2 separate regions of the Mus musculus genome follow, and region 2 is linked to region 1. A link is a loop called in an ENCODE intact Hi-C map of the cell type or tissue named here. Cell type or tissue: left cerebral cortex. All regions are shown on one strand. Each heading gives the region's core, and the rest is flanking DNA. Links, peaks and the distances in the headings are about the cores only. Region 1 has its middle 12 kb from the start of Syt11. Region 2 overlaps Gon4l (gon-4-like (C.elegans)).

Region 1 (15,913 bases), core at 6,140-11,139:
GCTACTGTAATGAATTTCTTATCTTCTGCTAAAAGTCCTAGGCATTCGGTGTGAAATACCATGCTCATGATTGAACTTGGGGTGCGTGAAATGGTAGTCGAGCAAATGTCACTACTGTTAACTACCACTGAAGTGATCAGGGCTTGGTTTTTATGCTTCTAGGATGGAACAGACGTGGAACTTGTAAAATGTTGCCCTGTAAGAAGAGAAGACTTTCAGTGACCGAGTCTTCTCAGCAGCAAGATGACCAGGAGGGTGATGACTTGGACCTAGAGGCAGCTGTGAAGCCAGACACGGACCAGCTCCCAGACAGCGCGTCAGAGTCCCTGTCCTGGGGTCAGAGTCAGGACAGTGCAGTGTGCCCTGAAGGGCTCTCCATGCAGGATGGAGACGATCAGCTCAGGGCAGAGGGGCTGTCTTTGAACTCGAAGATGCTGGCCCAGCATGTGAACTTAGCAGTCTTGGAAGCCGTTGATGTAGCTGTCTCTCAGGAAATCCCCCTTCCCTCCTTGGAGTCTTCTCATTCCCTTCCTGTACATGTGGATAAAGGGAGACTCCAGGTCTCTGCCTCAAAGAAAGGGAAGAGAGTTGTCTTTACACCTGGGCAGGTTACCAGAGAAGACCGAGGGGATCACCCTGTCCCAGAGGAGCCTCCTTCAGGAGAGCCTGCTGAAGAAGCCAAGACGGAAGGAGGTAAGGATGAAAGGTCTGGCTTGCCTTTTCCTTTCCTGTTTAGGTTGAACATCTCTGGTCTGAGGATCTAAATTCCAAAACGGTCTACACTTTTCTTTTGGAGTGCTAACAGGATGCTGCAAGTTTAAAATCCCATATCTGACCTTGTGGGGAGCTATATCCAAACTGCAAGGTGTCAGAAAAATATTTTATAGGACTGTCGTCAAACTGCACAAGCGCTGTACGAGAGGTTAATGAATTACAGGTTTAAGCTTAGATCCCATCTCTAATAAATCTCACGAATACACATGTTTTTATTGGACCCAAGCACCTGTAATGCACAGACAGGTAACCTGTGTGTCACTTAGTTGTGTTGTTTTGATGTTTTTTTGAGACGGGTTCTCTGTGTAGCTCTGGCTGTGTTAGAACTCTCTATGGACCAGCCTGGCCCTGTACTCACAGAGTTCTGCCTGCCTGCGCCTCCTGAATCCTGGGACTAAAGGCGTGGGCCACTATCACCTGGCTCGTCTTCTCTTTCTGTGTTGCCTTTCCGGAGAAATGTATCTGTAAAGGGAAATTGCTGTGGTTTGGGCTTGGAATTGTGAACCTTACAAGTGGGTTGAGAATTTCTTTTCCTCTCCAATTCTCTATATTCTCTTTGACCTATCCCCTCCCCATTAAAAAAAATGTATTTATATGGGTATTTCACTTGCATGTGTATATGTGCACTATGTGTGTACCTGGTGATTGTGGAGCCAGAGCAGAGTGTCAGAACCACTGGCTCTGACATTACAAGTGGTTGTGAGCCACCATGTATGGTGCTGGGAACCAAACCTGGGTTCTCTGCAAGAGCAATGATTGCTGTCAAGTTTTGAGTTGTCTCTCTAGCCTTTTCTTCCCCTTTTACTTTTAGACTTTATCCTGTATATCTGGGGAGGTGAACTGTGCACTTCATTAGTCTTGTATTCATGAAGTGGGTCTCATGGGATGAGGGCAGTAGTTTAAAGGAAGACTTTGAACATTGAGAAAGGGTTTCCAGAGATGGAGAACGCTTTGGACTGAGGGCACTGAAGGTTGCAGTTTGACAGAATGGAGCCTTGGACACCTGGAGTAGGAACAACTTGAATCGGTGGTGATGTAGTAGCTTGGAAGAAGTAGGGAAAGGTGACTTGTGAATGGCAGGTTAGGTCTCAGTTGTAGAAGAATTTTAATTTGCATACAAATTAAAAAATACAAAAGATGTATTTTTCTTTCCTTTCCTTTCCTTTCCTTTCCTTTCCTTTCCTTTCCTTTCCTTTCTCTCTTTCTCTCTTTCTCTCTTTCTCTCTTTCTCTCTTTCTCTTTCTCACTTTCTTCTCTCCTTTCCTCTCCTCTCTCTCTCCCTCTCTCTCTTTCTTTCCTTCTTTCTTTCTTTCTTTCTTTCTTTCTTTCTTTCTATTTTTTATTTTTTCATTTTTTTTGAGACAGCGTTTCTCTGTGTAGCCCTGGCTGTCCTGGAACTCACTCTGTACACTAGGCTGGCCTCAAACTCAGAAATCTGCCTGCCTCCTCCTCCCTAGTGCTGGTGTCAAAGGTGTGTGCCACCTCGCCGGGCATATTTTATTTTCTATGTCTGAGTGTTTTGTATGGTTGTCTGTGTACACACGTTCATGCCTGGTGCTAATAGAGATCAGAAGAGGATGTCAGATCCCCTAAAACTGGACCACTATGTGAACTGAACTGTGCTTTTAACTGCTAAGCCATGTTCTCTTTAGTTAAATAAATATTTATCTTATGTGTATGTTGTTTTGTCTGCATGTATGTCTGTACCACATGTGTGCTTGGTACCCATGGAAAACAGTAGAGCCCTGGAACTGGACTTTCAGATAGTTGTGAGCTTCCCTGTGGGTGCTGGGAATCAAATCAGGGTCCTCTGAAAAAAGCAGCTGGTGCTAAGCGTCTCTCCAGCTCCTGACTAGGATATTACAAAGAAAGGCAAGTATGGAGGTCTTCAGAGACTTCCTGGAGGAGAGTTAAGTTAGATAGCAATGTAACTTAGTGAGATGAAGAAAATTGCAAAGAAACTTTCTATAACATGAAAAGGATTTTGTGATTCAGAGGAAGGCAGAGCCAGGGAAGGTTGGAAATTAGTGTATATAACCCAGTTTAAAAAGAATAATCAGGACTGGTGAGATGGCTCAGTGGTTATGAGTACATCCTGCTTACAGAGGACTGAAGTTCAATTCCCAACACTTAACTTTGAGTTGCTTACAAGCACCTGGAAGTGCAGCTGTAGGGCGGTTCCAGTACCTCTGGATCTGATGTAGTTGAGTGGAGTGCATGCCTAGTGTTGATGAAGTTCTGGGTTCATCCTCAACATGACATAGACTGGGTTTGGTGGAGAACAACTGTAAAGTCAGCACTTAGCAGGCAGGGCGGGCATCAGGAGTTCCAGTGCATCCTTGGCTGAATGTTGGGTTTGAGGCCAGCTGAACATGAGACGCTGCCTTATCAGACTGAATTAAACTTGTAGGATAATTTGGAGTAGTTCCAGATGTTTCAGGTGCCATAAGTCCCAGTGGAGGAAGCTCTGCTGTCAACCTGGCCTTATGGACTTGGAAGGGCAATGTTTACATGGATTTAAAGGTTCTGGCATATATGTTTAAAAGATTGTAAGCTGGGCATGGTGGTATTTGCCTGTACTCCTGCCACTTGCGGGACGGGATTCAAGGTTGTTTTGGGCCACATAGTGATTTTGAGGTCAGCCTGGGTTACATGAGACCTGTTTTTGGGAAAAAAATAAAGAGAGCTGGGGCATGTTGGCACACTCCTTTAATCCTGGCACTTGGGAGGTGTGAGTTCAAAGCCAGTCTAGACTACATGGTGCATTCCAGGATAGGCAGGGCTATATAGAGAGACCCTATCTCAAAAAACAGAAAAGCCAACACAAAGAAAGAAAGAAAGCAGTACAAATGTGCTAGCACATACCTGTAGTTTCAGTAAATGGGAGGCTGAGACAGGAGAATTACTGGTTTTTTGAGACAGGGTTACTCTGCCCTGGCTGTCCTGGAACTCACTTTGTAGACCAGGCTGGCCTCGAACTCAGAAATCCACCTGCCTCTGCCTCCCGAGTGCTGGGATAAAAGGCGTGTGGCACCCCACCTGGCTAGGAGAATTACTGTTATTGACTGCTTGAAGTAGCCTTGAGCTCACTGTGTAGTCCAGGCTCGACACAACTGACCAAACTTCTCTCCTTTTACTGTATGGGTTCTGGAGATCAAACTCAGGTGATCTGGCTTGGCTGCAATCCACTTGGACCTGCTGAGCCATTTCTCTAGTCCCTGATAAATTTACTACAGTTTCACTGCAGTCCTTGTTACTGCAGTTACTACTCCTGTTAAGCAAAGTCTGGAGCTTCTGTAGGTAGCCTGGGCTCTAAAAGGGAGGCAGAATGGAAAGTGTTAAGGATTAAGCTGTTCTTTAAAATACAGGCTTTTTTTCTTTTTTGGTGGGGTAATCTCTAATTTAGGGGTATTATGTACTAGTTGAAACTAAAGATATCAATATGGGGGCTGGAGAGATGGCTCAGCAGTTAAGGGCACTGACTGCTCTTCCAAAGTTCCTGAGTTCAATTCCCAGCAACTACATGGTGACTCACAACCATCTGTAATGGGATCTGATGCCTTCTTCTGGTATGTCTGAAAACAGGTACAGTGTACTTATATATAATAATAAATAAATCTTTAAAAGCAAAACAAAAAGATATCAATATAATGATAATTCAAAAAAAGTAAATGATTTATTTATTATGTTTTGCTCTCTCCTTTGAGATAAGGTGTAATACTGTAGATACTTCTCGATGGGCATGGGGAATTTGTTTCAATTGAGAAAAGTGACAAATAGTTTGGTTTCCTTCTTAAGACACTGTCTTATGAGCCCAGGCTAGCCTTGAACTTGCTAACCTAGGCTAGCTTTGAACTTGAGCGGCTCCTGCCTTTTCCTTCCTAGTGCTGGGCTTACAGGCATGAACCCTACTCCCAGTTCATGTGGTTGCTGGTGTCCACTCCAGGATCTTATGCATGTTAGTTAAGAACTCCACCAACTAAGCTACATCTCCAATGCCACTTGGACCCCTTTTGAAATGAGAACGTTTAATTGAAGACTGTGCAAACAGATAAGAAAATTTCAGAAATACAGAAAGTACCCAGGTGTGGTGGCATGTATCTGTAATGTTGGCCTTTGGGAAGTTGAGTCAGGAGACTGCAAGCTCCTACACTTTCTCTCTAGTCACAACTGCACTTGACTGGTCTAAAAAATAAATTATCTTTGAGGGCTGGACCTATGCCCCTCCACACCTAGCAGATGTGCAGCTAGCTGGGTCTTCATGTGGTTCTGAGCACCCCAAAGCTGTTGCCTGTCTGTGGAATCTGTTCCCTCACTTGGCTGTCTTGTCTGGCCTCAGTGGAGGAGGAAGCACCTAGCCCTTTACAGACTTGATGTGCCAGGGTCAGGGCTGCTCCACACTCTGGGAGAAGGGGAGGGGAAATGGCGAGAGAGACTATGGAAGTGGGGGGACTGGGAAGTGGCACATTGATGGTAAATCAATGTAAATTCTTTTAAGAATGGGGGTCTTACTGTTTAGCTTTGCTGCCTGGAGCTCACTTTGTAGACCAAAAAACTATAGTCCTTGACAGCTGCCTTTCCCCTCTGAGTGTTGGAATAAAGGGATGGCAGACTCTGGGGTGTTTGTGTGTATGTGTGTGCGAGTGCACAAGAGAATGTGGAGACCAAGGACAGCTTGATGGGCAGGTTCTAAGTCCGCCCTGTGCCCTTGCCTGCTCCCACTCTCCATCTTTGTAGTCCAGACTGTCCTGGATCTCAGGTTACCTTCTGCCTTCCCAATGCTGGGGCTAAAGGCATGGGCCACCTAGCCTGCTTAAGTCTTTATTTCCTTTTTTTCTTTTCTTTTCTTTTCTTTTCTTTTCTTTTCTTTTCTTTTCTTTTCTTTTCTTTTTTTTTTTTTTTTTTTTTTTTTGAGACAGGGTTTCTCTGTGTAGCCCTGGCTGTCCTGGAACTCACTCCATAGACCAGGCTGACCTCGAACTCAGAAATCTGCCTGCCTCTGCCTCCCAAGTGCTGGGATCAAGGGCGTGCACCACCACTGCCTGGCTGCTTACAGTGTTTCTATGACAACGCGATTATTTCTGTTTTCTTTCTCCTGGAATTCCATATGAAGATCAGACTGGCCTCCAACTTCCAGTGTTCCCCTGAATTTGGCCTCCCAAGTGATGGGATCAGTCGTTCCATAGACTACCTGCCCTGACAACCTGATTGTTTACATTTTCTTTTGATAGTAAAAATGTAATGGTTCCCTGTATATTTATTCATTTACTCTGTAAAAATAAATTAGAGTCAGGAATGTTTGTTTTGCTTTTATTTATTTATTTATTTATTTATTTATTTATTTTTTGAGGCCTAGCCTTGCTATGCAGCCCAAGGTTTAAACTCACTATCCTGCCTCAGCCTCCACAGTGCTAGGGTTACAGATGTCTGCCAGTATGCCTCTGACATTTATTTTTTTCTTTTTTTTTAAAGATGTATTTATTTATTACATGTAAGTACACCGTAGCTGTCTTCAGACATTCCAGAAGAGGGTGTCAGATCTCATTACCGATGGTTGTGAGCCACCATGTGGTTGCTGGGATTTGAACTCAGGACCTTCGGAAGAGCAATCTTAACCGCTGAGCCATCTCTCCAGCCCCATTTTTTTCTTTTTACAAATTAAAAAAGAAGATTATGTATGTCTTTATTCTGGATTCCTATTGCTGTGAAAAGGCACCATGACCAAGTCAGTTCTTAAAGTATTTAATTGGGGGGGTTGCTTACAGTTAGTTCACAGTTAAAGGGTTAGTTCATTATGGTGGGGTGTGTGGCAGCCTGGTTTGTTAGCTGTATCTGAGAACTATATACATTCTGATCCACAGGCAGCAGGCAGAGAGCCACTGGGCCTGGCATGGGCTTTTATGAAACCTCAGAGCCCACTCCAGTGACACTCTGCCTCCAAGAATTCCACACCCACTCCCACAAGGCCTAATCCTTGGAAACTTTCTCAGCCGGTTCACCCATTAGGGACTAAGAATGCAAACAAGTGAGTCTGTGGGGTTCATTCTCATTCACAGCACTGTGTTTGCCTTTGCACCTGCTGCAGGCCTTGTGCCTGTAGAGGGCAGGAGAGATCAGCTGGAACTGGAGTTACAGGTGCTTAGGAGCTGCAATGTGGGTGCTGGGAATTGAACTTGGGAGCTTTACAATAACAGCCGGTGTTCTTAACCTCTGAATTACCTCTCCAGCCCCTCCTTTGGACATTTTATATCATTTATAGTTGGTGAAATGTAGTGTTAATGGTCAGCTCTAACTGTCCCTTTGTCCTCTTATACCCTCTACCCTGTATTCTGATTTTTGTTTTCTTGATGCTGTGAACTGAGCCCAGGGGTGTCATATGTACTAGGCTGACACTCTGCCGTTGAACTAAATCTTCACCCCGTGGTCTGATTTTCTTAGGAAAACACAGAGTTCCAAGCTTATTTGAATAGGAAGTGTCATAGCAATTAGGCATGATTCATTGTGTGAACTCGGGATGAATAATTTGGATCTGAGTTTTCATTTCATTCTTTGTTTTGGGAGCCCATCTTGACGAGAAGGGAAAGCCTGTGTGCCTAATATGCCTCATGAAGGTGTCTGTCATAAAGGTCTCAGGAAAAGATGCTACTTTTGCAGTAGCATATGAATAATCATGGGCAGAAAGAGTGTGGAGCAATGTTTGCGATTCTTCTAGGAGAACTTGAGCTGCGTTCCGATGGGGAGGTTCCTTTGCTGTCATCCAGCAGTCAATCTGCAAAACCAGGTGCCCAGCCTCGGAAGTCAGTCCAGCCAGATGGTTCTGCCTTTCCTCAAGACAAGCCACTCGGACCTCTGGTTCGCCAAGCTGAGGAAGAGATGGAGGATGGTGGACTCTTTATCCCAACCGGTAGGCTTTTTCTTTTTAATTAAAACAGAACAAAACAAAACAAAACAAAACAAAATTTTATCGGTACCAAAGCAAGAGACTATGGAAGTGTAGAGTATGTAATAGTAACTGTCATGTATATAATGTAAATATATAATGTAAATAATGACCTCAGATAGCTGGGATTTTCTGTCAGGATAGTGGCAGCATCTGGAGTTCGCTACTGAGAGTCAACCTTGTCTTCCCTTTCAGTTGCTAGTTACACCTTGGTAGTAATAAATCCTGACTTCTAGTGGCATGTGTCACTCAACCTGTTTGCCTTCATAAAATGAATGGGGTCAGATGTGTTCCTTTTTGGTGGTGGTTTTCCACTCAGCGGTATATGTATAAGAGTTCATTTGTACTGTCAACAGTCGTAGATTTAATTTTTATTGCTGTGTAATGTTTTGTTGTTTGAATCCTTTTTGTTTTGTGAATTAAACACAGAACTTTTGCATGCTTGCTTTAAAGCAGTTTCTCAGCCTTCTCCACCCCCAGGCATCTTAGCAGCATTTTCATTCTTTCTTGGTTGGTAAGTAGGAGTGTTTGCAAGTCATGGTGAGTGGGTGCTGACCTTCATAAGAAATAGTCAGAGTGGCCAGGCATGGTGCTGCGCACCCGGAACTCTAACACATGAGGGTTGGGGGAAGGAGGATCAAGAGTGACAGTGCCTCAGAAAGGGAGGAAGGAAAGAAGTGAGCGGTCGTGAAGCTGCATTGGAGCTTTAGCCTGTGTTTCTAAGTGAGCAATGACAGGGAGTGTATTTCCACAATTACTTCCTTTGCTTGTTCATTGGTGTGTTGTTTATTGTTAAGCTGAAAGAGTTTGTTTTTTTTTGTTTTTGAAGTATGGTTTCACTTGGGGAGCCAAGATGCCCGCAGATTTGGTATACTTTTTTTTTTTTTTTGGTTTTCTGAGACACGGTTTCTCTGTGTAGCCCTGGCTGTCCTGGAACTCACTTGGTAGACCAGGCTGGCCTCAAACTCAGAAATCAGCCTGCCTCTGCCTCCTGAGTGCTGGGACTAAAGGTGTGCGCCACTAAGCCCGTCTAGATATTTTTTAAAAATAACATATAATCCGTACATTTTCTTTCCTTTTGTCTTTTTGAGACAAGGTTTCACTATGTAGTCCTGGTGGCCTGGAACCCCTTATGCTAACAGGCTGGCCTCTGTCTCTGCTTCCCATGGGCTGGAGTTAAAGGCATGGCTTGCCGTTTCTGGCTGTTTTCTCCTTTTCTTCCTCCTCCTCCTCTTCTTCCTCCTCTTCCTTCTCTTCTTCCTTCTCCTCCTCCTCTTCTTCCTCTTTCTCGTCTTCTTTTTCCTCTTCCTCCTCTTCCTCCTCGTCTTCTTCCTCCTCTTTCTGATTATTCTTCTTCCTTTTTTTTTTTTGGATTAGACCACAGTAAGGAATATTTTGTCTTCCTGGTGATTTCCCCCCTTCCTGGTGATTTCCCCCCTGCTAGTGAGCGTCTTAGCCCCCTCTTAGGTACTCAGGAGAAGCATTAGCAGATGCTGAGACTCTTCTGTCCTCGTGATGGTTCTGTGTATGACTCTCGGCTTCTGTCATGCCTGTACTGAATACTGTCGGGTTGGTTATATGTTTGGCCTGCATGCCTTTTTTGTCATGTATGACATAACTCTCCATAACTAGCATCTTGTGTGTGTATATGTGGAGTTGGAGTCAGACCCAGCGTTTTGTATTTGCTAGGGAAATGCTGTCCATACTCAGCCCCAGATGTCACAACTTTAGGGTGTGAGTGGGCACAGCAAGACATCCTGAACACAGCCACTCCTGTCAAAGGAAAGGATAGTTTTAATTGGGAAAAGAAAGACGAAACACCCTTGCTGGGATACCTTTAAGGATTGCAGAGGGCAGTGCACAGCCCCAGTAGCTTATTGGATTTTATAGGAGCATATGGGAGGGTGGGAAGCACAGCTCAGCCTCTAGAAGAGCCTGGGGCTCTGTCAGACTGGAGGTGCAGGCAGCCCTGGCAGAGTGCTCAGTGCTGACTAAGGGCTTCCGAGAAACACTTCAGGTTTCTGTTTCCTAGCAACACTGAGCTCAGGTTTGTTCCACACTGTTGCCATCAGCGCTGCCATTTTGGGAGCTGCTTTGAGGACCTAACACAGAGTCCTGCCCTAAGGTCTGGGAAGTGCCTCGTTCCTCCTCTCACTATGTCACTGCACAGATAACCTTTCCATAAAATGTTGGTTTGGGGCCAGAAGAGAGCTCGGTGAGTAAAGTGACTTGTTTTAGTCCTGACGCCCAGAGTACCATCTCCAGAGCATGCTTGTGCTGGTTGTCCACTGGTCTTCACACGTGTGTGCTATGCCATGCTGGCACCCCCACACAGGCATGTACACCCACAATAAATAAAATGTGAAAAGAAGAAATTGAAACGTTATTTTTGTGAGACACTACACAAATGTGACTCCCAGTGTGAGTCATACGGGTAAACTCTCCTTCCTGTCTTGCTGCTTGCTGAGAGTGAGTGCTGTGTGGAGGAGAGAAGGGAGCCAGGCTCAGAGGAGAAGGGAGGTGCAACAAGTCAGGAGTGGAAAGGGAGCCGTCCTGACACGTGTCTGTCATCCTAGCACTTGGGAGGTTAAGTAGGAAAATCATGACCTTGACCCTCGCCCCAGAGGCACACTTCCTCCAACGAGGGCTACATAGCAACTGGTCCGGCTTTCATAACTTAGTGTGATCTTATCTCAAAGAAAAGAAAGAAAGACACAGGTCAACAAGATGGCCCAGTGTGTAAAGGTGACTGCTGCCAAGCCCAGCGACCAGAGTTCCATCCCTAGGATCCATGTGCTGGTAGAAGAGAAACATCTCCTACAAGTTGTTCTATGAGCCCCACATGCAAGGTGTCTTAATTTTTGTTAAATTGCTGTGAAGAGGCACCATGAAGCACTTAATTAAGCTCTTGTTTACAGTGTAGATTGTCAGTGACCATCCTCTCAGAGTGTGATAGTAGGCAGACAGGCATGGCACTGGAGCAGTAAGTAGCTAAGAGTTTATTATTATCTGAAAGTGGGAGGGAGGGAGAGAATGGGCCTGAGGTGAGGATTTGAAACTTTAAAGTCCATCCCTCCAGTGACACACTTCCTCCAAGGAAGCCACAGTTCCTAATCTTTCTCCAAAATAGTTGCACCAACTGGGAACCAAGCATTCAAATATATGAGGCTATGAGGGGCTTCTTCATCCAAAATACCATACACACCAAGGCTTCTGGACTACATATACATAAATAAGTGCAATAGCATAAAAACAGGATTATATAGGTTTTGCTGAAAGATTCTATAATTATTTTTATAGGTACATGTTCGGAGTTGGGGTCTGGGCATGGTGGTACAATTGTGTATGACCATAATCCCTGAATTTTGGAAGAAAAAGAAGGGCCGTCTGGTCTACATAGTAAGGCTAAGTTCATCTAGGGCTACCCAGTGAGATCCTATCTCAAAAAACCAAAGTGAGAAAGAACAACACACACACACACACCAAGCACCTGAAATTCCTCTATATGTAAACAAAGCATTCCCAGCACCTCAGCCCCAGCCAATAAACCACCCACTCTGAAAACCCCTGCTCTCTCCCAAAGGCTTATATGGCCCTTATTACCCCCAGAAAGAGCTGCAACACTGAAACTTGGAGAAGGCTATTTCTCTCAGGCTCTCAAGCCAACTGCAGATCTTGTGAAGCCGCCCAGCCCCCACCCAGACCTGATAAACTTCATTCCTTTCATTCCAGCCCAGTGTGACCTTCTGTGAGAAAACCAGGTCAGAGTTGGGAATAATCCTCTAAACCATTTCCCCCTAGATGAGGCAGATGATGATGATGATCCAGAGTATAACTTCTTGGAAGATCTTGATGAACCAGACACCGAGGATTTCCGTACTGACCGAGCAGTGAGAATCACTAGTATGTTTGTCTCTTATTGCCTTTTCCATTTGTCTTTGTTTAGTATTTAGATGATTTAGACGTTTGTGACTAATTGAAATTAAGACAATTAAGTCTCCTTGTTCATTTCTGTAGTTGTTTAAATTAGGTGTATATGCAGAAAGCTGCTATTTGCTTGTACACTGTATGGCCCTATGTTTGTCATTTTCTACTTGGTAAGGGTCGTATTATACTTTGAATGCCAAAATGACTTTGGACATGGCCTTGTCTTGCAGTCAGTGAGCCTAGAAAGAGAAGAGCTTAGAAAGCAGTAGGTACTAGGTGGGTCACGTAGAGATTCCCAGTCTGTTGAAAGAGGTTGTCCTCTGGAAGGCTTAGGGACGTACTTAAGATGAGATGTTTTAGCTAGTGAAGCAGGGTTAAGACTTTTGTAGTGAACAGCAACAGGACAGAGAAGACCCACTGCAAGCAGAAGAGATTACCACATGGAGAGTCAGGCAGGGGTCAGCTTGCTTTATCAGATAGCTCTCCATGTGTATGTCTGTTCGTCTTGTTTGCTTTTGAGACAGAATCTCATTTATGTAGCCAGCCAGAGTTTGTTACTGACTAATGCAGCAGCCCAGTATGCTTGTGAATTATGAACAACTGTTTTACATCAACCTCCTGAGAACTGGGATTATACTTCCATTTTTATTATAAAACCAGTGAACATTTTCTTTGTCTTCCTGCTAGACTTTAAACCTGATGGAAATAGACTCCTTCCTATCTTGTTCTTTCACGTGTCTCAGGCATCTTGAGCAGGACTTGAGTTGCTGCATGGTGGATGGATAGAGCCTTGGTCAGATGCTTTGTAGAAACAGCATTTGTTATCTCCTTAGAGTTCTTTCTTACTACAAAATGGACCTAAGTTCTGCTAACAAACTCCTTTCCTTCTTTACAGAAAAAGAAGTGAATGGGCTGATGGAAGAGCTGTTTGAGACTGTGAGTAGTGATTTTGGAGTCAGTAGGTTAGTGGAATTCTGTAGTTAAGCTCTGTCCTTTGCTCTTTGAAATTGTCTTTTCAGCAGAATGATCTGCCCGGGTTAGGGCCACCTAGGAGTTGATTGGCCAGAAAATTCTGAGTAGTAGACTCTTGATCACCTACATGCTTTTTCCCACGGGCTACCTTTGCAGGTTATCATTAGGATGCTGATCACAGACTTTTTTTTTTTTTTTTATAAATTTTTCTCTTGATTTTAGGTAATTTTTCACTTGAAGCAGTAATTTGTTTAGCCCAGGAAAGTTTACTCTCCAAAGAGAGATTCGGCTGGGTGGTTGTAAAGGCAATTGGCAGGTAAATCTGTCTCTTTGAAGATTTTTTGGTTGTGTGCAGAAACTGGAGAGACGGCTCAGCATTTGAGAGCATCTGCTGCTTTTCCAGAGGACCTAGGTTCAGATGTTGGGTCATAGGTGCCTTAGCGGATAGAAGCTCACCAAGATGCTAAGCCTTCATTTCTCAAGGGAGCAGAGTGGTTTAGTCTTCTTGGAAAAGATTTGACAGCCAGGTAGCTTACTCCAGTTACTTTAGTCCAACATCATACAAGGTTAATTGGGGCTGGAAAAGGTTCCAAATAACAAAGTTATCTTGCCCTTGCCCTTGCCCTTCCCATGAGAACAGACGACCCACCCAGATCTTAGTCTCTTTGACCATGGCTACCCAGAAACAGAAGTAAGAACTCCAGGTTTGTCAGGACTGCCTTAGGAGCAAGGGCAGTGCAGTCGCATGTTCTTATGCAGCACCATGTGCAGGTTCTTTAGACAGAAACTTTTCTTGAAGGTTCAAACAGTCTCAGAACAGTTTCTCAGCTTCTTCTTATTGACCTGAACATAGTAAAGGCTTTGCTAAACATTTCTCTCAAAGCCAGGCACAAAGGCTTACTACTATCCATATCACTACATCTTCCCCTTTTCTGTTTTAAGTGGTAGGGATAACAATTCTGTTGAAGATTATGGAGTTGTATAGTAAAAATGCTCTTTTGCCTATCTAGTTGTCTGACAGTTTTATCCAAATAAATCAGCATACATTGCAAAGCCAGTAAAGTCATCACAGGAATTGTAAAAATCACAAAAGCAAGAAACATATCAAAATGATCCATGGGATTAAGTGAAGCTACACCATCTGTAAGATGTTCTGTAACATCCATCCCTGCTAGTTCAGGCAGCTTCTTTGAAAATGTTTCTATAATTTCTTGCTGCAAATCATAAATCATTTGATAAGAGAGTTAGGATGACCCAACAAATGCATTTTAACTTTTTCCCAATCATATTTGCCGTCCTTGAATCTTAAAGATGTAGCACAATAAGAAGTGACGACATTCCAGTCACATTTCATTTGTTCTCGCAGTAATTTGATTGATCTCCGATGAGTATTACCGCTTCTCTCGATTTGTCTATTGCACCAACCATTTTTCTGCCTGTCTTTGTTGAGTCCAAACTTTGTGAGAATGTGTATTCCAGTCTTTAGCAAATTCAGCAGTTTGAACTTCTTTATGAAGAGCAACTCTAGATGTGGTAGCAGTATCAATTAATGTGATGGTTCCCAGGACCTCAGCAGTTACCAGTCCCACCATCCGTTGAGATCTTCCCAATATTCTTTCAGCAAGGGTCTGTAGTAGCATTATCACGGGTGAGTCTTTTTTTTTTTTTTTTTTTTAATTTATTATATGTAAGTACACTGTAGCTGTCTTCAGACACTCCAGAAGAGGGAGTCAGATCTTGTTATGGATGGTTGTGAGCCACCATGTGGTTGCTGGGATTTGAACTCCGGACCTTTGGAAGAGCAGTCAGGTGCTCCTACCCACTGAGCCATCTCACCAGCCCCACGGGTGAGTCTTGATATGGTCCTGACAACCTCACTGGTATCCACTTTGAGTAGTGACATCTAAAAACATACTAGCATTGATACAGGCATAAGAGCACAGCATGTACAGGTAATGTTAGGATTACTAGGGTGCCATTGCATGGGTCCTTACATTAACAGATAAGGGAACGGCAAACAAGCCATAAAGGTGTGACTTTGATCTAAATTAAAGGACAAATGAAATCTGTCATCATTAAAGTTTAATTTTCTGTTTCTTGCTTCAAGTACTGAAAGGCACTTGGCAATTACTGCAAATTAGCCTGGATAGAATTACCAGATTGTAATAGAGGGCCTGACATTCCATCTCCATGCCATTCAATAGAGTATCTAGAATCAGAGGCAACTCCACAGTTGTACTTGAATTGGACAATTGCCATTTCAATTCTGCATAAGAGTATAGTCCTTAAGGGGACCCATAAGGGCTCCAAGCAATGACTTCTTTTCGGATGATATTAACTAGCACGTGAGGATTCCTACCTATATGTTGCTGTCAGTGTATCCAATCAGATTCTTTATTAGTAATCTGTAATTTGCAAGATGGTAGATTTATGGAAATAGTGGTATTAATCTTTCGTCCCTCAAATCCATGCTCAAAGAATAGGAACTTTTCTATAAGAATTCTGCGAAATACTATGAATAATTCTAGATAACCAAATTTGACAAGTTAAATTTAAACAATGAATTCCATTACCCATACAAGTAAAATTCCTTTAATTTCCACAGTATAATTTATAATTTCTTTGCCCTCCTCTGCAGGTTGAGCAGGTCCATGATGGTCATAAAGACCAGGTAGCGAAGAAGATTCATTGTATACCACAGAAATACCCATGTCTCCCCAATTTACTAATATGTTAATTGGTGGAGTAGAAATATAAGCCCCAATGAGTGTGATTTGTGACTGTTACATGTACGATTGCCACAGACAGCACGCTGAGCAACAGGTTGTAGTGTTCTGAGGCTTCCCAGATAGTCAACTGTCGTTTGCCCCCCGCCAGCCAGTTTCTTCATCTGTCCCCATGGAGAGTGATCAGCTGTCTGCTTCAAAATCTTTGGTTTTTTTTCCTTCTTAAAGCCATGCTGTCCACATCATCGGCCAAGCCTTCTTCTTTTGCTCATGTCAGATTTCAATTAGTTTTGCTGGAGCCCACAGGGTTTTTCCTCTTAGAGAAATGAAGGCATATCCTCTACCCCATCAGAATGCCTTCCCGGCTTTCCATTCTCATGTTAAGACTTCCTTTTTTTGTTTTGTTTTTAATTTTATTTTATTCCCTTCCTGATCTACTTTCTCACTGTTCCCCATCCCCTGTCTCCACATTATGTTCCCCTCCACCCCCCTCAACCCCACCTGACCTCTGAACTCCCTGGGGTTTCCAGTCTCTTGACTTACTTAGGTCAAGAGTTAGGTTAGGTGCATCTTC
Region 2 (15,913 bases), core at 4,271-9,270, 60 kb after region 1:
TATATCTGGGGAGGTGAACTGTGCACTTCATTAGTCTTGTATTCATGAAGTGGGTCTCATGGGATGAGGGCAGTAGTTTAAAGGAAGACTTTGAACATTGAGAAAGGGTTTCCAGAGATGGAGAACGCTTTGGACTGAGGGCACTGAAGGTTGCAGTTTGACAGAATGGAGCCTTGGACACCTGGAGTAGGAACAACTTGAATCGGTGGTGATGTAGTAGCTTGGAAGAAGTAGGGAAAGGTGACTTGTGAATGGCAGGTTAGGTTTCAGTTGTAGAAGAATTTCAACTTCCATACTTAGACATTGTAGTTTTTCCAGTAGGTAAACAGAGATAGCACTATTTCTAGCTTCTGTTTGTTTGCTCAGAGGTACATGGATCTATGGACGTGTACATACTAGACATGGGCTCTGAGTCATGTCCTCAGCCTCTTGTTGTTTTTATCCTCTTTTTTTTAAATTTTCTTTTGGGTTTTAGAGATAAGGTCTCCCACTGTAGCTCAGGTTAGTCTGGAACTCCCTTCGTAGTCCTGCCTGTTCCTCAACAAATGACTCTTGCCTCTCTACCTTCTGAGTGCAAAAATTATGGTTTAATTGCATATCGTGCTACCATGCCTGAAGATGAGTTTTAATTTTTTAATATTTTCCAAAATGTACATACATAAATTTTGGTTTCCTATATGTGAATTTGTAGCCAGAGTACGCACTATGTCAGAAGCCAAGGGCTGGGCCGTGTGAGTCGTGGGACCCCTGTAGGGACTCATGCTTTACATTTTCGTGGCTCTGGATTTGAACTTCAGTGGTGTATGTGATCACTCATAATCCTAAGTATTCAAGATAATTAAAATTTAGGGTATACTATTTTTATTTTTCTCTGTTTTTAAATTATGTTTTAATTTATTCTGTTTGTGCATATGTGTGTAGTGCGGTGTGTGTGTGTGTGTTCTGTTGTTCTAATGTGGGGATCAGAGGACAACTTTGGGGGTCAACCTCTCTTCTTCATCGTGTGGGTTCTTGGTGTCCAACTCCAGTAGTATGTCTTGGTGACAGGAGCTATCTCAGCTCTCCCCTTTAAATAACAGAGCAACTACACAGTGAGACCCCGTCTTAAAGCCAAACCATGTAAGGATGGTCTTGAACTTTTGATCCTCTCATATGCTGAGGTATATATGTAGGCTTGTACCTCTGAGCTGGCACAGTCCCTCCACCCCTCCGTCTGCACTAGAGAAGGGGATGGCACCATATCCCCCAGAACTGGGTCATAGAAGCTGTGAGGTGCCATATAGGAATGTCACCAGTTTCTGTCTCTCTGGGCTTTGCTGGAGCTGGCTCTCTCTTTTTCTGAGATACAGTTTCACTATAGAGCTCTCTCTCTTTTTTTTTTTTTTTTTTAAAGATTTATTTATTTATCATATGTAAGTACACTGTAGCTGTCTTCAGATGCTCCAGAAGACGGAGTCAGATCTCGTTACAGATGGTTGTGAGCCACCATGTGGTTGCTGGGATTTGAACTCTGGACCTCTTGAAGAGCAGTTGGGTGCTCTTACCCACTGAGCCATCTCACCAGCCCCCTAGAGCTCTCCTTCTAGAACTTCCTGTGTGGACCAAGTTGAACTCAGACTCAGATCTCTAGCCTCTGCCTCCTGAGATCTGGGATTAAAGAGCCCTGCTATTGTGCCCAACCCTGTTTTCAAGTAATTTTTGTGACTGAGTATCACTCTAGCCCAGACTGGCCTCCAGCCTTAGCCCCCAAGTGTAGAAATTCAAGTGTAAGCTACCACACTTCACTCAACATTTTGTTTTACTAGATAGGAAAACATCATATTGATTGTAGAAAGATTGAAGGAATACAGAAAAGTTACATAATCTTTGAAAGTATCAGCATTTCACTACGGTTGTTACATTGTTAAAATATCCTTATAGACTCTGAAGTCATCTTTGTCTTTTTCCTTCCTCAGTGTTGTCAAAGCAGTCCCAGCATTCCTGGGTTCCAGGGAATGTCCCACCTCAGGCCTCCTAGAGTAGCCAGAGTTGCAAGTGGTAAGGAGCTCGCCCATCTGGGTGCTGCTCAAAACTGAGATCAAAACACAGGTCTGTTAGAACAGCAGAAATTGCTGTCAATCACTTTCTTGCCAATCACTTTGTTTGTTTGCTAAGTAGTTCTGGGGTTTGAATTCAGAGCTTCCTTTGTGTATGGTGAGCAAACACTCTAACTCCACCTACCTCTCAGGTGGTGCCCAAAGAGAAAGAATTAGGAAGACTTGAGGAGAAAGGGAGAGGAGGCAGAGAAGGGCTTGTCTCCAGCCATCTGTTTATGGCAATGTTGAGGCTCTGGCCTAGGGGCTGAGTGTGCTGTCCTAGCTCTGACCTAGGGACAGCCCCAGCTCTGCATTGCTCCTCCTCTTTCAGTAGCTCCAATTTTTGGTTTTGCTTTTATTTAAATTTTAATTGCCTTTTCAAAAGATGTATTTTTCTTTCCTTTCTTTTCCTTTCCTTTCCTTTCCTTTCCTTTCCTTTCCTATCCTTTCCTTCCCTTTCTCTCTTTCTTTCTTTCTCTCTTCTCTCCTTCTCTCCTCTCCTTCTCTCTCTCTCTCTCTTTCTTTCTTTCTTTCTTTCTTTCTATTTTTTATTTTTTTATTTTTTTGAGACAGCGTTTCTCTTTGTAGCCCTGGCTGTCCTGGAACTCACTCTGTACACTAGGCTGGCCTCAAACTCAGAAATCTGCCTGCCTCTGCCTCCCGAGTGCTGGGGTCAAAGGTGTGTGCCACCACGCCCAGCATATTTTATTTTCTATGTCTGAGTGTTTTGTATGGTTGTCTGTGTACACACGTTCATGCCTGGTGCTAATAGAGATCAGAAGAGGGTGTCAGATCCCCTAAAACTGGACCACTATGTGAACTGAACTGTGCTTTTAACTGCTAAGCCATGTTCTCTTTAGTTAAATAAATATTTATTTATCTTATGTATATGGTGTTTTGTCTGCATGTATGTCTGCACCACATGTGTGCTTGGTACCCATGGAAAACAGTAGAGCCCTGGAACTGGACTTTCAGATAGTTGTGAGCTTCCCTGTGGGTGCTGGGAATCAAACCAAGGTCCTCTGGAAAAGCAGCTGGTGCTAAGCATCTCTCCAGCTCCTGACTAGGATATTACAAAGAAAGGCAAGTATGGAGGTCTTCAGAGACTTCCTGGAGGAGAGTTAAGTTAGATAGCAATGTAACTTAGTGAGATGAAGAAAATTGCAAAGAAACTTTCTATAACATGAAAAGGATTTTGTGATGTAGAGGAAGGAAGCGCCAGGGAAGGATGGAAATTAGTGTAAATAAACCAGTTTAAAAAGAATGATCAGGACTGGTGAGATGGCTCAGTGGTTATGAGTACATCCTGCTTACAGAGGACTGAAGTTCAATTCCCAACACTTAACTTTGAGTTGCTTACAAGCACCTGGAAGTGCAGCTGTAGGGCGGTTCCAGTACCTCTGGGTCTGATGTAGTTGAGTGGAGTGCATGCCTAGCGTTGATGAAGTTCTGGGTTCATCCTCAACATGACATAGACTGGGTTTGGTGGAGAACAACTGTAAAGTCAGCACTTAGCAGGCAGGGCGGGCATCAGGAGTTCCAGTGCATCCTTGGCTGAATGTTGGGTTTGAGGCCAGCTGAACATGAGACGCTGCCTTATCAGACTGAATTAAACTTGTAGGATAATTTGGAGTAGTTCCAGATGTTTCAGGTGCCATAAGTCCCAGTGGAGGAAGCTCTGCTGTCAACCTGGCCTTATGGACTTGGAAGGGCAATGTTTACATGGATTTAAAGGTTCTGGCATATATGTTTAAAAGATTGTAAGCTGGGCATGGTGGTATTTGCCTGTACTCCTGCCACTTGCGGGACGGGATTCAAGGTTGTTTTGGGCCACATAGTGATTTTGAGGTCAGCCTGGGTTACATAAGACCTGTTTTTGGGAAAAAAATAAAGAGAGCTGGGGCATGTTGGCACACTCCTTTAATCCTGGCACTTGGGAGGTGTGAGTTCAAAGCCAGTCTAGACTACATGGTGCATTCCAGGATAGGCAGGGCTATATAGAGAGACCCTATCTCAAAAAACAGAAAAGCCAACACAAAGAAAGAAAGAAAGCAGTACAAATGTGCTAGCACATACCTGTAGTTTCAGTAAATGGGAGGCTGAGACAGGAGAATTACTGGTTTTTTGAGACAGGGTTACTCTGCCCTGGCTGTCTTGGAACTCACTTTGTAGACCAAGCTGGCCTCGAACTCAGAAATCCACCTGCCTCTGCCTCCCGAGTGCTGGGATAAAAGGCGTGTGGCACCCCACCTGGCTAGGAGAATTACTGTTATTGACTGCTTGAAGTAGCCTTGAGCTCACTGTGTAGTCCAGCTCGACACAACTGACCAAACTTCTCTCCTTTTACTGTATGGGTTCTGGAGATCAAACTCAGGTGATCTGGCTTGGCTGCAATCCACTTGGACCTGCTGAGCCATTTCTCTAGTCCCTGATAAATTTACTACAGTTTCACTGCAGTCCTTGTTACTGCAGTTACTACTCCTGTTAAGCAAAGTCTGGAGCTTCTGTAGGTAGCCTGGGCTCTAAAAGGGAGGCAGAATGGAAAGTGTTAAGGATTAAGCTGTTCTTTAAAATACAGGCTTTTTTTCTTTTTTGGTGGGGTAATCTCTAATTTAGGGGTATTATGTACTAGTTGAAACTAAAGATATCAATATGGGGGCTGGAGAGATGGCTCAGCAGTTAAGGGCACTGACTGCTCTTCCAAAGTTCCTGAGTTCAATTCCCAGCAACTACATGGTGGCTCACAACCATCTGTAATGGGATCTGATGCCTTCTTCTGGTATGTCTGAAAACAGGTACAGTGTACTTATATATAATTATAAATAAATCTTTAAAAGCAAAACAAAAAGATATCAACATGATGATAATTCAAAAAAGTAAATGATTTATTTATTATGTTTTGCTCTCTCCTTTGAGATAAGGTCTAATACTGTAGATACTTCTCGATGGGCATGGGGAATTTGTTTCAATTGAGAAAAGTGACAAATAGTTTGGTTTCCTTCTTAAGACACTGTCTTATGAGCCCAGGCTAGCCTTGAACTTGCTAACCTAGGCTAGCTTTGAACTTGAGCAGCTCCTGCCTTTTCCTTCCTAGTGCTGGGCTTACAAGCATGAACCCTACTCCCAGTTCATGTGGTTGCTGGTGTCCACTCCAGGATCTTATGCATGTTAGTTAAGAACTCCACCAACTAAGCTACATCTCCAATGCCACTTGGACCCCTTTTGAAATGAGAACGTTTAATTGAAGACTGTGCAAACAGATAAGAAAATTTCAGAAATACAGAAAGTACCCAGGTGTGGTGGCATGTATCTGTAATGTTGGCCTTTGGGAAGTTGAGTCAGGAGACTGCAAGCTCCTACACTTTCTCTCTAGTCACAACTGCACTTGACTGGTCTAAAAAATAAATTATCTTTGAGGGCTGGACCTATGCCCCTCCACACCTAGCAGATGTGCAGCTAGCTGGGTCTTCATGTGGTTCTGAGCACCCCAAAGCTGTTGCCTGTCTGTGGAATCTGTTCCCTCACTTGGCTGTCTTGTCTGGCCTCAGTGGAGGAGGAAGCACCTAGCCCTTTACAGACTTGATGTGCCAGGGTCAGGGCTGCTCCACACTCTGGGAGAAGGGGAGGGGAAATGGCGAGAGAGACTATGGAAGTGGGGGGACTGGGAAGTGGCACATTGATGGTAAATCAATGTAAATTCTTTTAAGAATGGGGGTCTTACTGTTTAGCTTTGCTGCCTGGAGCTCACTTTGTAGACCAAAAAACTATAGTCCTTGACAGCTGCCTTTCCCCTCTGAGTGTTGGAATAAAGGGATGGCAGACTCTGGGGTGTTTGTGTGTATGTGTGTGCGAGTGCACAAGAGAATGTGGAGACCAAGGACAGCTTGATGGGCAGGTTCTAAGTCCGCCCTGTGCCCTTGCCTGCTCCCACTCTCCATCTTTGTAGTCCAGACTGTCCTGGATCTCAGGTTACCTTCTGCCTTCCCAATGCTGGGGCTAAAGGCATGGGCCACCTAGCCTGCTTAAGTCTTTATTTCCTTTTTTTCTTTTCTTTCTTTCTTTCTTTTTTTTTTTTTTTTTTTTGAGACAGGGTTTCTCTGTGTAGCCCTGGCTGTCCTGGAACTCACTCCATAGACCAGGCTGACCTCGAACTCAGAAATCTGCCTGCCTCTGCCTTCCAAGTGCTGGGATCAAGGGCGTGCACCACCACTGCCTGGCTGCTTACAGTGTTTCTATGACAACGCGATTATTTCTGTTTTCTTTCTCCTGGAATTCCATATGAAGATCAGACTGGCTTCCAACTTCCAGTGTTCCCCTGAATTTGGCCTCCCAAGTGATGGGATCAGTCGTTCCATAGACTACCTGCCCTGACAACCTGATTGTTTACATTTTCTTTTGATAGTAAAAATGTAATGGTTCCCTGTATATTTATTCATTTACTCTGTAAAAATAAATTAGAGTCAGGAATGTTTGTTTTGCTTTTATTTATTTATTTATTTATTTATTTATTTATTTATTTATTTTTTGAGGCCTAGCCTTGCTATGTAGCCCAAGGTTTAAACTCACTATCCTGCCTCAGCCTCCACAGTGCTAGGGTTACAGATGTCTGCCAGTATGCCTCTGACATTTATTTTTTTCTTTTTTTTAAAGATGTATTTATTTATTACATGTAAGTACACCGTAGCCGTCTTCAGACATTCCAGAAGAGGGTGTCAGATCTCATTACCGATGGTTGTGAGCCACCATGTGGTTGCTGGGATTTGAACTCAGGACCTTCGGAAGAGCAATCTTAACCGCTGAGCCATCTCTCCAGCCCCATTTTTTTCTTTTTACAAATTAAAAAAGAAGATTATGTATGTCTTTATTCTGGATTCCTATTGCTGTGAAAAGGCACCATGACCAAGTCAGTTCTTAAAGTATTTAATTGGGGGGTTGCTTACAGTTAGTTCACAGTTAAAGGGTTAGTTCATTATGGTGGGGTGTGTGGCAGCCTGGTTTGTTAGCTGTATCTGAGAACTATATACATTCTGATCCACAGGCAGCAGGCAGAGAGCCACTGGGCCTGGCATGGGCTTTTATGAAACCTCAGAGCCCACTCCAGTGACACTCTGCCTCCAAGAATTCCACACCCACTCCCACAAGGCCTAATCCTTGGAAACTTTCTCAGCCGGTTCACCCATTAGGGACTAAGAATGCAAACAAGTGAGTCTGTGGGGTTCATTCTCATTCACAGCACTGTGTTTGCCTTTGCACCTGCTACAGGCCTTGTGCCTGTAGAGGGCAGGAGAGATCAGCTGGAACTGGAGTTACAGGTGCTTAGGAGCTGCAATGTGGGTGCTGGGAATTGAACTTGGGAGCTTTACAATAACAGCCGGTGTTCTTAACCTCTGAATTACCTCTCCAGCTCCTCCTTTGGACATTTTATATCATTTATAGTTGGTGAAATGTAGTGTTAATGGTCAGCTCTAACTGTCCCTTTGTCCTCTTATACCCTCTACCCTGTATTCTGATTTTTGTTTTCTTGATGCTGTGAACTGAGCCCAGGGGTGTCATATGTACTAGGCTGACACTCTGCCGTTGAACTAAATCTTCACCCCGTGGTCTGATTTTCTTAGGAAAACACAGAGTTCCAAGCTTATTTGAATAGGAAGTGTCATAGCAATTAGGCATGATTCATTGTGTGAAGTCGGGATGAATAATTTGGATCTGAGTTTTCATTTCATTCTTTGTTTTGGGAGCCCATCTTGACGAGAAGGGAAAGCCTGTGTGCCTAATATGCCTCATGAAGGTGTCTGTCATAAAGGTCTCAGGAAAAGATGCTACTTTTGCAGTAGCATATGAATAATCATGGGCAGAAAGAGTGTGGAGCAATGTTTGCGATTCTTCTAGGAGAACTTGAGCTGCGTTCCGATGGGGAGGTTCCTTTGCTGTCATCCAGCAGTCAATCTGCAAAACCAGGTGCCCAGCCTCGGAAGTCAGTCCAGCCAGATGGTTCTGCCTTTCCTCAAGACAAGCCACTCGGACCTCTGGTTCGCCAAGCTGAGGAAGAGATGGAGGATGGTGGACTCTTTATCCCAACCGGTAGGCTTTTTCTTTTTAATTAAAACAGAACAAAACAAAACAAAACAAAACAAAATTTTATCGGTACCAAAGCAAGAGACTATGGAAGTGTAGAGTATGTAATAGTAACTGTCATGTATATAATGTAAATATATAATGTAAATAATGACCTCAGATAGCTGGGATTTTCTGTCAGGATAGTGGCAGCATCTGGAGTTCGCTACTGAGAGTCAACCTTGTCTTCCCTTTCAGTTGCTAGTTACACCTTGGTAGTAATAAATCCTGACTTCTAGTGGCATGTGTCACTCAACCTGTTTGCCTTCATAAAATGAATGGGGTCAGATGTGTTCCTTTTTGGTGGTGGTTTTCCACTCAGCGTTTAATGGCTTTAATTCCCAGCAACCACATGGTGGCTCACAACCATCCATAATGAGATCTGATGCCCTCTCCTGGTGTGTCTGAAGACAGGGACAGTGTATTCACGTACATGAAATAATTAGATAAATCTTTAAAAAAAAAGTTTCATTCAGATTGATTTTTTTTTTCCCGTTTAGAGTAGAATATTTTTCTCCATTAGTGGATTAATATTTATTAAAATATCAAGGTGGATATTTACTGCTTCATTTAAACCGAAGAACTTTAAAATATCTTTTTTGATTTATTTTATCTTTTGTGCAATGAGGATTTTATCTGCATGTATATATGTGCACTGCATGCTTGCTAGTGCCTGTGTGCTACTGTGTGGGCCCTGAACCCCATCCTCTGTGTGAACAGCAAGTTCTCTGAACTGCAGAGCATTTTTTCTCCTGCTGCACCTTGCAATATTTTTTGAGCATTGCTTTCCAGGAACAGATTTTTCCATTTCAGGTACTTATGGAAATGACATATGATGCCAAATGTTCATATGAGAGTCTGGACACACAGTTAGCCCCTGCCTCCATGCCTTAGCCCAACAATATTGCCTTTTTCACAAGTAAGTTTTCTCAAGATCTCTGTCTGATTTTTATTGAGAAATAGGATTAGTAGCAGACTACCCCGTGATGCAGGCATTTAAATGGTTTTATTTGTCCATCAGTGCTGAGCATTTAAGGGGTAAAATTTCCAAGATGAATCTTGTGTTTTCCTAGCTGTGTTCCACTTTCCAGAGTCCGGCCATCCTTCTGTCTGGGTGTTCCTAGTATCTGCAGCTGAGACTGTGACAGTCTGTTCTGAGCTACTTTATGTAAGAGGCAAAGTTATGTTCCTTGTTTATTGTTGGTTTGCATGTGAAGGTTTCACTGTTGGGAAATTGTTCACTACAGGTAGTTACTTGGCCTGTTTGTATCCTTTAGGGACTTGTTTCTAGTCTCTCTTATGTTGTGCCTAAGCTTTCACAAGTACTTCTCAGTGTTGTCTCAATGAGACAGTTTGTGTTTTGTAGACTAGAAAGTCTAGAACTCACTGTATACCTAGGCTAGAGTTTTGAACTCTCAGTAATCCTCCTGTTTCGTCCTTCTAAGTTCTATATTACAGGTGCAAGCTACCTATACACACAGTCTGGCTTTTTTTCTTAACTATTTTTTATTTTGGTATGTGTTTGTGTGTGTGTGTTGTATGTGTGTGAAAAATTAAACCTCCTGAGATGACTCAGAGAGTACACTGCTTGCTGCCAAGCCTGATGATCTAAGTTGGATCCATGCATCCCACTGGTGGCAGGAGAGTCCGGATTTCTACAGATTGTCCTCTGACACTGGGCTGTGGCACCCCTTCCATAAATACGTAAATGTAAATGACAAAAAAATAATTGAAACACCACTTTTATAATGAAATGTATTATTTCTACCACAAATGATTTCTTTCATAGGATGTACCAGTGAGTCTTCCAATCCTGATTTTCTTTGGAGCAAGAATTTTTAATACTATAAATTCAGTTTCTTAAAACATTTTTTTTTTCCTAAAAGGTTTTAATGTATAATTAAAAAACAGATTTTGGGCCGGGTGTGGTGGCACATGCCTTTAATCCCAGCACTTGGGAGTCAGAGACAGGCGGATTTCTGAGTTCGAGGCCAGCTTGGTCTACAAAGTGAGTTCCAGGACAGCCAGGGATACACAGAGAAACCCTGTCTCAAAAAAATCGAAACAAACAAACAAATAAAACCCCAAAAAACCCCCACAGATTTCATTTACACAGGGGATTTTCAATAATAAGACACATATATAATAAATAAATCAAATTAAAAACATATATCAGGGGCTGGTGAGATGGCTCAGTGGGTAAGAGCACCGGACTGCTCTCCCGAAGGTCTGGAGTTCAAATCCCCGCAACCCCGCAACCACATGGTGGCTCACAACCATCTGTAACAAGATCTGACGCCCTCTTCTGGAGTGTCTGAAGACAGCTACAGTGTACTTACATATAATAAATAAATAAATCTTTTTAAAAAAACCAAAAAAACAAAAACATATATCAGAATGCTTCATGGGTTTTTTTTTTTCTTTTTGAGACAGGGACTAATGGAGCCCAGGCTAGCCTCCAACTCTCTGTGTAGTTGAAACTGGCTTTTGGCACTCATTGTCCTTCTTTGAACATTTTATTTATTGTGTGTGTGCGCAGTGCTTGTGTGGCAGTGTCCCCGTGGAGATCAGAGGACAGCTTGTAGGTTACATCACAGCCCCTGCTCCCTCACCTCTGCCTCTCGTCAGGCAATGCAGACTAACAAGTGTCAGCTTGCTCTGGGTTGTCCATTTCCCTTTCCCCTTCTTTGTGGTGTCTGTATTCTGAGAAAGGTTGTCATGGAACTCTGACTGGACTGGTATTCGGGTTGTAGCCAAGGATATTTATGACCCTTGTGTGTCACCACTTCTCACAGTCTGTGCTTCTGGGGTAATAAGGAAGTGCTTGGTGTGTGCTAGGCAAACTACCATCTGTGACATATCCTAGCCCAGTCCTGCTCTTCTCCCGAGGATTAAAGGCATGTGCCACTGCCACCCAGCCTTATAGAGTTTCTTAAATCTGTGATTTGGTGTCTGACTGTCTTGCTTCTGCCTCTTTTTTTTTTTCGAGACAGGGTTTCTCTGTGTAGCCCTGGCTGTCCTGGAACTCACTTTGTAGACCAAGTTGGCCCTAACTCAGAAGTCTGCCTGCCTCTGCCTCCCGTGCTGGGATTAAAGGTGTGCGCGACCACGCCTGGCTGCTGCCTCTTAAACTGTGGGAATTACAGGTTTATGTCATTCACTGAACCCAGGGAAAGCACCATTGTGCCTATATATATTTTTTTTGGTTTTTCGAAACAGGGTTTCTCTGTGTAGCCCTGGCTGTCCTGTAACTCACTCTGTAGACCAGGCTGGCCTTGAACTCAGAAATCCGCCTGCCTCTGCCTCCCAAGTGCTGGGATTAAATACGTGTGCCACCACGCCCTGCTGTGCCTAATTTTTATGTGCATGCTGAGGATTGAACTCATGTTTGTATGGTAAGCACTTTACCCATTAAGTAAACCCCAGCTTTCATAAGGGGGTTCTTTTAAGATTTATTTATTTTTATTTTATGTATATGAGTGTGCCTGGTGCCTGTAGAAGCCAGAAGAGTATGTCTGGTCCTGTGGAACTGGAGTTAAAATAGTAATGGGCTACTGTGTGGGTGCTGGGAGCTGAACCTGGCTTCTGTGACAGAACAGCTAGTGTTCCGAACCCACTCTCCAGCATCCAGTGTGCTTTGTCTTAAACATAGAAGATTATGTTAATCTTTTTTTGTTGTTGTTTTTTGTTTTTTGGAGACAGGGTTTCTCTGTGTAGCCCTGGCTGTCCTGGAGCTCACTCTGTAGACCAGGCTGCCCTCGAACTCAGAAATCCACCTGCCTCTGCCTCCAGAGTGCTGGAATTAAAGGAGTGCGCCACCACGCCCGGCTCAGATTATGTTAATCTTAGTCTTTGGTAACTCCATGTTTTTCAAATAGCAGCAAACTAGAGATACCAGAGAGGGATTTGCCTTGTTGATATGTCTGTGATAATCTCTTCTAATTTGTCAGAATCCTACAGCCAAGTTTTCCCATTTGTCAGATTATATGTGCTGCTTTTCTGTAGAGCAGGGATACTTTACCTCCCTCTCTCTTGTGTAAGTTCAGAGGATATGTTTAAGTTATTGTTCCTTGTTTCCTTTTTATAGCACAAATGGTGTGATAATGAAACATTATTGTTGTTGTTTTTGTTGTTATTTTGAGACAGGGTTTCTCTGTGTAGCCCTGGCTGTCCTGGAGCTCACTCTGTAGACAAGACTGGTCTTGAACTTGCAGAGATCCATCTGTCTCTGCCTTTTGAGTGCTGGGACTGAAGGCATGCTAAATTACACTCAGCTGCTAAATTATAGTTGTGTAGTATATTTCATTGGCTTTAAAATACTTGGATAAGTTTTGTTTCCTTTAATTTGCGTCAAATTCTTAATGCATGGTTAGCCATATTTTACAAAAGAAAATATTGGAGACTCCATTACCATGGTATGTGAAATTGAGACCCAAGCCTAGGTTTTCTGACTTTATCTGATCTGTATGGATCAGATAAACAGTTTTACTGCAGGGTCTAGAATTAGAATGTTTGGCTTCAGTATATGATTGATATCTAGTGTAGTATCATTTACCTAAAATCTAGCACTTTGGAAGATCAGAAGTTGCAGAAGTTGAAGGCTAGCCTGGGCTAAATATCAAGGATCCTGTGTCAGAAACAAAACAAAACAAAAAACCATTATAGCACCTTTGTGTATGTGTTCTTTAAAAAAAATTTTTTTGGAGGGTGGGCCTGGTGTGGTGGCATGCGCCTTTAATCTCAGCTCTTGGGAGGCAGAGGCAGGTGGATTTCTGAGTTTCAGGAAAGCCTAGTGAGTTCCAGGACAGCCAGGGCTACACAGAGAAGCCCTGTCTCACAAAAACCAAAAAAAAAAAATTTTTTTTTACTCTTAGTTCATTATATATATACATGTGTGTGTGTGTGTGTGTGTGTGTGTGTGTGTGTGTGTGTGTGTGTGTGCATGTGATGTGGGTGCCCTTGGAGACCAAAGCTGTCACTTTGGTTACAGGCAGTTGTGTGCCACCTGATAGGGGTGCTGAGATTCAAACCTCAGTTTGAGCAGTACATTCTCTTAATCAGTGAGCCAGCTCTCCGGCCCTTTTATTTTTGTATTTGTTTTTGAGATAGGATCTCACCTCTGCTGGCCTATATCTCAACTTGAAGCACTTCTCTTGTTTCAGCCTTTAAGGTTATGGGAGATTATAGATATAAGCTTCCAGGAGTGGGTCTCTTGGTTTTTTGGTTTTTTTTTGTTTTTGTTTTTGTTTTTTTTTTTTTTTTAAAGACTATGTCTCATGTAACTCAGGCTGGCCTTGAACTCCTAATTCTTCTGCCTCTATTCATCAAGAACTGGCATTATTGGTATGTACCATCTTTTTTTTTTTTTTTTTTTAAAGATTTATTTATTTATTTCATGTATGTGAGTACACTGTTGCTGTCTTCAGACACACCAAAAGAAGGCATCAGAACCCATTACAGATGGTTGTGAGCCACCATGTGGTTGCTGGGAATTGAACTCAGGAAGAGCAGTCAGTGTTCTTAACCACTGAGCCATTTTCTCCAGCTCTGGTGTGTACCATCTTATTCATTGTTTTTCTCTTCTCTTCTCTTCTCTTCTCTTCTCTTCTCTTCTCTTCTCTTTCTTTCTTTCTTTCTTTCTTTCTTTCTTTCTTTCTTCTTTTATTAAAGGTTATATATGTTAGAAGTGCTAGTATAGGAAATGATATCATATCCAGATATTCAACACATACCAAATCTAATTCTAGACTCTGCAGTGAAATTGTTAATCCACACAGATCAGATAATATGTCAAATTCTAGATTTCTGTACCAATTTAATAAATTAACTATGTTACCATGGTGATGGAATCTCCAGTATTTTCTTCAGTAAAATACATCTATCTTCCCACTAGGGACCTTATGCAAATTGAATGAAATAGGTTGTATGTATGTATGTATGTATGTGTGTATGTATGTATGTATGTATGGGTTGAATATGTATTGTTTAGGGAGTGGTGCCATGGTGTACCTATGGATGTCAGAGGACAACTTGGAGAAATTGGTTCTTTCCTTTTGCCATGTGGGTTCCAGGGCTTGGCAGTTAGGCTTGGTCTCAAGCCCCTCTTATTTTTTATATTTTATAAATATTTTCCTAAGTCTCATTTAATATATTATCCTGTAGATTTCATTTCTTTGTTTGTTTGTTTGCTTGCTTGTTTTACATGCCAGTCTAGCGGCCCCCCATCTCAGTCTCCCCCTCACAGAATCCCTCCCCATCCCCCATTCCCTTCTCCTCTGAGAGGGTAGGGACACCCTCCCCCATCCCCCCCACCCTGGTTCATCAAGTCTTTGCAGGTTTAGGCGCATATTCTTTTTAAAACTATATGAGATAAACTTTTTGCCTGCATGGTTATTTGTACATACGTGCCTGCTGCGACCACAGGCAATCAGATCCCCTGGAGCTGGAGTTACAGACACTTGTGAGCCACCGTGTGGATGCTTCTAATTGAAGAGAAATCAGTGCTCTTAACCACTGAGCCATTTCTCTAGCACCCCTCTCGTCTTCCTTTCTTTCCATACAGTCTTACTGTGTAACCCTGGCTAGACTGAATCCTGCCATGTAGACCAGGTTGGCTGTGAAGTAATAGATCTGCTGCCTCTTTCTGGGATTAAAGGTGCATGGTCAGCATGCCCAGAAAAGCAGAGGTTCTTTCTTTTTTTTTTTTTTAAGATTTATTTATTTATTATATGTAAGTACACTGTAGCTGTCTTCAGACACACCAGAAGAGGGCATCAGATCTCATTATAGATGGCTGTGAGCCACCATGTGGTTGCTGGGAATTGAACTCAGGACCATCGGAAGAGCAGTCAGTGTTTTTACCGCTGAGCCATTACCCTACAGCCCCCAGGGTTTCTTTTAAAAAAGAAATTATTTTATATGTATGAGTGTGCTATCTGTTTGTATACCTGCATGCCAGAAGAGGGCATCACACTTCAGGATAGATGGCTGTGAGCCACCATGTGGTTGCTGGGAATTGAATTCAAAACCTCTGGAAGAGCAGTCAGTGCTCTTACCACTGAGCCATCTCTCCAGCCCAAGCAAGGTTCTTTATGTAGCTCATATTCTCTCTGTACTTTTGTGGCCTGGAATGTGTGATCCTCCTGCCTTCTTGTCCCAAGGTGCTAGAGATTTGCCACTAGATCTGGCAGGGATACTTCTTCTCTGTTTCAGTTTTTTAATCTGAACAATGGGAAAATTAATAGTCTCTATCAAATAGGTTGCCAGGATATGTTTTATGAGTGTCAGTTTTTTCTCTTCTTCCTTCTCTCTCTTTTTTTTAAAAATGGTTTTAGAGCTTTGTTGTAGAAAAGCAGGGGAAAGAGAAAAGGTAGAAAGAGAGAGAGAGAGAGACCAGCCATGGCCAAAAGGAGAGTAGGGGAAAGGGAGAGAGAAAAGAAAGGCTAGAGTAAGAGGGAGAGAGAAAGAGCGTTTGGTTTTTTGTTTGTTTGTTTTTGTTTTTGTTATTTTGAGACAGGGTGTTTCTGTCTAGCCTTGACTGTCTTGGAACTCTTTCTATAGACTAGGCTGGCCTCAAAATCAGAGATCTGCCTGCTTTTGTCTCTGTCTATAGAGATCAGATTAAAGGTATGTGCCAGTACTTCCTGGCTTGTGTTAGCTATCTTGTTTTGTTTTATTCGAGACAAGGTCTCACTATTTAGCTCTTACTGGCTCTTCTGGAAATC

What was found. Peaks named below come from ENCODE experiments on the same cell type or tissue, not always from the same donor. Only the 100,000 strongest peaks of a DNase experiment are listed, where the experiment ranks them.
Region 2: a loop joins it to region 1, with 5 times the contacts of the local background. A loop is called at or near these places in 9 of 42 quality-filtered maps.

The regions. Positions count from the first base shown.
Region 1 is chr3:88,776,822-88,792,734 of GRCm38, forward strand. It overlaps the pseudogene 5830417I10Rik. Among named protein-coding and RNA genes, the nearest start is that of Syt11, 12 kb to the left of the region's middle. In left cerebral cortex, for the core only: a CTCF peak has its summit at 6,863 (motif pointing right); DNase peaks (open chromatin) are centred at 8,284 and 9,478; H3K27ac peaks cover 951 bases.
Region 2 is chr3:88,838,424-88,854,336 of GRCm38, forward strand. It overlaps Gon4l (gon-4-like (C.elegans)), which reads left to right. Exons shown (of 33, transcript NM_001242372.1): 3 at 7,965-8,156. Among named protein-coding and RNA genes, the nearest start is that of Gon4l, 11 kb to the left of the region's middle. In left cerebral cortex, for the core only: CTCF peaks have their summits at 7,350 (motif pointing right) and 8,582 (motif pointing left); no DNase peak of the experiment used is centred there.